2 separate regions of the Homo sapiens genome follow, and region 2 is linked to region 1. The links are chromatin contacts, found by Hi-C or POLR2A ChIA-PET in ENCODE. All regions are on one chromosome and are shown on one strand. The core of a region is the stretch at or near the end of the contact, and the rest is flanking DNA. Distances in the headings are between cores, read along the strand shown. Region 1 has its middle 61 kb from the start of MED9. Region 2 overlaps PEMT (phosphatidylethanolamine N-methyltransferase).

The links. A loop is a pair of places that touch in the nucleus more often than their neighbours do. ChIA-PET counts read pairs that join two places held with the same protein, here RNA polymerase II (POLR2A). Pooled maps may share reads with other maps.
Region 2: a pooled map shows a loop between it and region 1 (2.0-fold over the local background). The contact joins two enhancer-like sites. A Hi-C loop is called at or near these places in 1 of 50 pooled maps. POLR2A ChIA-PET finds 5 or more read pairs at or near these places in 2 of 52 experiments (AG04449 and AG04450).

Annotation. Positions count from the first base shown.
Region 1 is chr17:17,414,490-17,417,804 of GRCh38, forward strand. No RefSeq gene overlaps it. Among named protein-coding and RNA genes, the nearest start is that of MED9, 61 kb to the right of the region's middle. RefSeq lists an enhancer at 2,062-2,206 and a cis regulatory region at 2,129-2,139. Within about 2 kb of position 1,747, at least 17 of the 41 ENCODE cell types and tissues checked have a DNase peak (open chromatin) inside an H3K27ac peak, as active enhancers do.
Region 2 is chr17:17,534,411-17,537,725 of GRCh38, forward strand. The region is part of intron 2 of PEMT (phosphatidylethanolamine N-methyltransferase); the gene reads right to left. Among named protein-coding and RNA genes, the nearest start is that of RASD1, 40 kb to the left of the region's middle. RefSeq lists an enhancer at 1,462-3,315. Within about 2 kb of position 1,726, at least 14 of the 41 ENCODE cell types and tissues checked have a DNase peak (open chromatin) inside an H3K27ac peak, as active enhancers do.

The DNA of each region.
Region 1 (3,315 bases), core at 497-2,996:
CTGCGAAAAACCAGAAATTATAAAAACTCAGAGAAGGCTTCACCTCTGCCAAAAAAGATGATTCCACCTCGAGACACAGCTCTCCCTGGGGCTGTGGGGTTGGCAGCTGCTGTGTTCCCGAGGTTTCAATGAAACTGAATGCCCCAAAACAATGCATGCTGATTTGCAAACCTCAGATGGAACCAAAATTTTCATTTCCCCACCATGCACTACAAAACAAAACAGAGATTTTGGCTCGGATTTTTGGCTCAGCTCCCAAACAGCCCAGTGTGAACCAGAACCCAGGCGTCCCCACGGGGTCTGTGTGTCGGGCTCTGCTTCTCCCTCCGCTCTTCTGTCTCCAGGTCCTGCAGACTGTGGAGGGGACAGGCCATAGGAAAGGATTAAGTCTCCTCATCTACCACTTTATTGTTGATCTAGAACTTTCTAGACCTTGAGGATTTTGACAAAATGTGAATCTCCAATTATTTTGTGCAGCAGACATTTCAGAGGCAGAATGGTGGGAGGCTGTTGAATGGAGGGTGCACTGGATACTTTAGGCAAATTACTCGATTGAGCATAGCCTGTTTCTCCTTTGTAAAGTAGAGAAGACAGTGCGTACTTTCTCCATTTCACTGTTTTCTTCTGTGGATCAAAATGAGACAGCATTAAAGCACTCTGTGGTAGGGGTTGTTCCCAGTCTTAAGACTTCTTGGATCATGAAACATGACACAACATGGATGAAACTTGAAAATATGAAGCTAAGTGAAAGAAGCCAGGCACAAAAGACCACACGTTGCATGATTCCATTTATATGAAATGTCCAGAATAAACAAATTCATAGAGACAGAAAGTAGATTAGTGTTTGCCAGGGGCTGGTGAGAGTGTGGTTAGGGGGGATTGGTGAGTGACAGTTCATGGGTATAGTGTTTCTTTCTGGAGTTGATGAAAATATTCTGAAAGTAGACAGCGGTGCTATATATAGTGGGGATAGGAGTGAATATACTAGAAACCATTGAATGGTACACCTTATTTTTGTTTCATTTATCATTATTATTTTTTTGAGGCAGGGTCTCCCCTTTATCACCCAGGCTGGAGTGCAGTAGCATGATCATGGCCCACTGCAGCCTCAAACTCTTAGCTCAGGTGATCCTTCCACTTCAGCCTCCCAAGCAGCTGGGATCACGGGCATGCACCACTATACTCAGCTAATTTTTAAGTTATTTGTAGAGATGGAGTCTCCTTATGTTGCACAGGCTGGTCTTGAACTCCTGAACTCAAGTGTTCCTTGTGCCTCAGCCTCCCAAAGTGCTGGGATTACAGGTTTGAGCCACTGCACCTGGCCAATGGTACACTTTAAATCAGTGAATTGTATGGACTGTGAATTATATGTCAATAAAGCTGTTATAAAGAAGAAAAGAGCATATGCTCAGATCACTAGATATTTTGAGTTTTCAAGAGAAGCAGTGTTTCAGGATTAGGTTAGCTACCTATAACAGTAACTTCACCATTACAGTGGCTTAAGTAAGAAAGAAGTGCATTTTTACTTATGGAGAAGTCAGGAGGTAGGTAGTTCAGGGCTGGTTTTGTGGCTTCTTAGAGTCTACAGGGACTTAGGTTCTTCTCTCTCCTGTGCCATTCTCAGCCAGTGGCTTCCACTGTCAAGGCCAATTCAGAGTTCAAAATGGCCACTTGTTTTTATCCAGGCAGCAGGAAGAAGAAAGGAGGAAAGAATGAAAGCCACCCCCTAACCCTTGCGCCACCTTCTTCTTTCATCTCATTGGCCAAAACTGAGTCACATGGTCTCACTTTGCCACAAGGGAGGCTGGGAAATGTAGTCTTTTAGTTGGGCACATTGCTGCGCTGTCTAAAAATCAGGATTTGTAATTAAAGAAGCAGGGAAAACATCAGCTTGGTAAACATCAGCATCTGCCACTGCTTTTAGGTGAAATTCTGGTTGGTAATTTGACCCCCCCTTTTTAAAAATACCTTGCAGAACAAACTGAACACACCTGCAGTCTGGACTCACTGCAGGTAGGCCTGCTGGATTGGCTGTGGCTCTGTGGGGAGATGGGAGTGGGAAACCTTGTCCACTATGGCTTTGCAGATGTCAGTGGTTTGAAAGCAGCTATAGTTAAAATAAGGACAGTGCTGAGTCACTGTGAGGTGGTGGAGAGAGAGAACACACAAGTGCTTGGCAAACACAGAGAGCACAAACACACGAAGTCACAGTGTGGCTCTGCCACCGCATGGTTCAGACAAAAGCTCTGGGCTCTGCACAAAGGCTCCACAGCATCCAGGCTGCTGGGCAGACAGGAAGGGGCACAGCAATCTGAGTCATGGCGCCCTTCCTGTTGTGTTCTGCGTTTGCATTTTCTTTGAATATAAACCAAAAGCATTACAAACTATAGATGTAATTTGGACATGAAGGAACAAGGACAAAAAGTCAATAATTACTCACTCTGGACATGACCTTGTCACTGCCTCACCTTCACTTCCGGCAAGGCAAGAGCCATTCACGCTACTAATGACGTCTCCCGGGAAGATCGCATAATAAGCCTTGGTCAGAAAGCTGTATTTTTTGATAGGCAGGAAGCCCATGGACCTTTACTGCAATGTGTTCCGCAGGCTGCTCTAAGTTGCTGAGAAGGCCTCTTGGGGAGAGGAAGCGGGCCTTGGGTAGGGTGGCGTGGCGCTGTCAGATGCATCATGCCTACTCCCCAGGTGCAGGAAGGCTCAGGTGTGCAAGTCCAGAGGGTCGAGGAGTGCTGGGCCAGCCCAAGACAGGCCATAGAGGTTCCAGCATTGTCCTGAGCTCGCAGAGTGACTTTCTTTTCTCATTTTCAAAAGATGAGGCTGTGCGAAACTTCTTTTTGGAGCATCTCCCTTGCTGTCAAACCAAGTCTCTCATCTTCTAGGAGTCAGTCTTTTCATGGTGGCAGATCTTGGAGTTAGACAAGCCTGGCTCAATATACAGCTCCAATTATTTATTGTATCCCAAAATGCAGTGGCTTGAAACAGGCCCATTTGATTAGATATGAATTTGGGTAGGTGGACCTCCATCAGAAGGTCTTTCGGTTCCACATGGCTGTGGTTGGGGCTCATTCAGGGGTACTTACCTAGCCACTGGTGTGGGTCTAGAGGGTACCTGGTGGCTTGGGTGGTGCCTGGAAGACTGGGCTCCTCTGGGGCTCTCCACATGGCCTTCTCAGCCCAGTAGCTGGACTTCTGACATGGCAGCTCAAAGCTCCAAGAGATGGGAAACGGACCCAGAGATGGATTCTTAGTCCACTGCTGTCTTACTCATCCTCAATTTAAAAGAAACACTGGAGGCAG
Region 2 (3,315 bases), core at 476-2,975, 120 kb after region 1:
AGCAGATCAGCAGCAGCCTGGGTTAGAAAGGGCAAGAGGGGCTGGGGGGATCTCAAAGGTGGGAATGGATATGTTCACAGTCTTAACCTGAGTACGTGCCTCCTGGCTGTAGAAACACATCAAAACTCAAATTGTAGGCAGGGCACAGCGGCTCTTGCCTGTAATCCCAACACTCTGGGACTTTGGGAGGCCAAGGCAGGAGGATTGCTTGAACCCAGGAGTTTGAGACAAGATTGGGCCAGATGGTGAGACCCCCATCTCTACAAAAATAAAAACATTAGCCAGTGCAGTGGCACATGCCTGTAGCCCCAGCTACTCTGGAAGCTGAGGTGGGAGGATCACTTGAGCCCAGGAGTTCAATGCTGCAGCACGAATGCACTCCAGCCTGGGCGACAGAGCAAGACCCCATCTCTAAAAAAGGCAACTCAAATTGTATGCTTCATATAGGTGCACTTTGTTGTAAGTTGGTTATTCCTCTATAAGGCTATTTTATTTTATTTTATTTTATTTTATTTTATTTTATTTTTTGAGATGGAGTCTCGCTCTGTCACCCAGGCTGGCACAGTCTCAGCTCACTACAACCTCTGCCTCCCGGATTCAAGCAATTCTCCTGCCTCAGCCTCCAGAGTAGCTGCGATTACAGGTGTGCGCCCCTATGCCTGGTTAATTTTTGTATTTTTAGTAGAGAGGGGTTTCACCATGTTGGCCAGGCTGGTCTCAAACTTCTGACCTCAGGTGATTCACTAGCCTTGGCTTCTCAAAGTGCTGGGATTACAGGCTGAACCACCACGTCTGGCCTGTAAGGCTATTTTAAAATGAAATTATTAATTTTGCTGAATGTTTAATGTATTATATTATTAAAAGTCCTTACTTATGGCCAGGCATAGTGGCTCACATCTGTAATTCCAGCACTTTGGGAGGCCGAGGCGGGTGGATCACGAGGTTGGGAGATCAAGACCATCCTGGCCAACGTGGCGAAACCCCGTCTCTACTAAAAATACAAAAATTGGCCAAGCATGGTGGCATGTGCCTGTAATCCTAGCTACTCAGGAGGCTGAGGCAGGAGAATGGCTTGAACCCAGGAGACGAGGTTACAGTGAGCTGAGATCGCGCCACTGCACTCCAGCCTGGGCGACAGACTGAGACTCCGTCTCAAGAAAAAAAAAAAAAAAGTCCTTACTTGTTAGAGATACATTCTGCATTTCATATGCATGTGAGATATTTACTGATGAAATTTGATGTCTGGATTTGCTTTAAAACACTCTAGTGAAAGGAAGCAGACAGGAGTGAAGGGGAAGAGGCGGAGAGGGGGCAGAAGACAGATGAAACAAGAATGACATATTGTGAGAGAATTCTTGAAGCTGGGCATTGGGTACGGTGGTGCAGGGGTCATTAAACGGTTCTAGTTTAGTGTATGTTGCATATTTTTGAAAATAAAAAGTTAGAAGGCAAATCCAGGCTTCACTGTTTCCCAGCTGTGTGAGCTCAGGCAGGTCCCCAACTTCCCTAAGGGTGACAGTCCCCATCGGTGAGCAGGGGATGCCCCTGCCCTCCCTTGGGTTCTGTGAGGGCCTTGGTCCAGTGTCTGGCAACGACTCCCTTATTCTGCCACTGTCTCCCCAAGGGCCTACAATCTCCTTAACTGTGGCATGCAGGCCCTGTGCCACTGCACTGACTGTGGCATGCAGGCTCTGATGACACCCACAGCACAGTGACGTCAGCCGACACTGGCACAGGGCCTGCTGCACACCAGGCGCTGGGGTGAGTGCAGCCATGTATCCTATTCAATCTGCATGCCAGCCCCACGGGGGACGTCCGATAGTGTGCCTCCCTTGCAGGACTTGCCAAGGACACACAGTGAGTAAATGGATTGTAACTCAGGTCTGGCTTCAGTTATGACCCCTGCCACATGCTGTTCCTGAACATTCTGGGGCCTCCCAACTCTGATGGGGGAATCTGTGCCAATCTGACTTCACGGGACCATCTCCCCTCACTCAGACCCCAGCCTCTGTCCTTGGCTTCACCCAACAAGCTCAGGCCAAGTTCAAAGGCCTCCTCTGTCTGCCTCCGGGTCCGAAGCACAACCAGGCAGTCCCCAACCTTCCTCCTGCACACGGGAGCCCCAGGGTTGCTTGTTACCTCTATCAAGAACTCAGCAGCCCCGCAAGGAACAGACCAGCAAAGGTGACCTCATGGGAGTGTCCATGCCCTGGCTGGCTCCTGTGGGTTTGAGCAGAGGGAAATGGTACAGAGCTGTCCCTTCCTCACCCAGTGGGAAAGTCAATGGTGTTCCTCTCATGAGGGCCTGCTACACCTGCCCGTCCACCAGGTGCGACTCATGCTCTGTGCTCCCTGCATCCACTGAAATGGTCCATTGGCCCCGTGGGACCTGGTATGGCCGGGAGCAGGATGAGGCTGGCCTGGCAGTGTCAGCCCCTACTCAGGGCGGCTCTGGTTCATGGTGCTGTCGGGTCTGGCCCAGTCTGAGTGGAAGGCAAGAGGCTCACAGCCCGAAACCCTTCACCAGTGCCAGCACCCAGCCCGGGAAGTCAGGGAGTGCGGGGTCTCCCTCAGCAGGTAAGACGGCCTCAGCTGCCCTTACAGGCCGGGGGGCACGGGAGGGACAGGGTGTCTGCTACGTGCTCCACTGACGGGTCCCACTGGAGATTTCAGGCTGGACGATGACAATACATTTTGCTCCTTTTCCCTGTCTGTCTGAGGGTCTCTGAGCCCTGCTTACACAGATGGCTCTGTCCTGAATGTGGGGCTGCTGCTGCCCTGGAAAGAAGGAGGGAGCCAGCATGCTCAGAGTCCAGCTCGGAGGTGGGAGCCCAGAGCTCCTCGAATCCTGCCCTGCTCCTGTGAGGAGGACCCACCTGCTCCTGGGCCTGGCCCCCTTTGCCTTCCCCTTGCCCTGCTACTAAGAACCCCCCACCGGCCAGAGGGCAGATGCTGTCCCTGCAGGTTCCCAACCCCTGCCCTCCATGGGTGACTGTGGTCCAGCGACAGCAGAGGCCAGCTCCAGCCCAACACACCGGGCTCCCCCAAGCCTAGCCCAGCCCAGCCCAGGACCCTGAGCCATCCCCGTGCCCAGCAGCCTGCAGGGGCCTTCCCCATGCTGGCCCAGGCCTCAGGCGAGATCCCCTGTGTGTGTGCCACTCAGCTGCTGATTAGTCATGCTCTGCACGTGGCCACCTCTTCCATCCCTGATACTTGTCTTCTGGGAGAAAGCAGGAGGAGAGATAAGATAGAGTGGGAGAAAGAGAAGGAAAGGCCCGGACCACTCTTTGCTCCTGGAAGCTCTGGCCCTGAGAC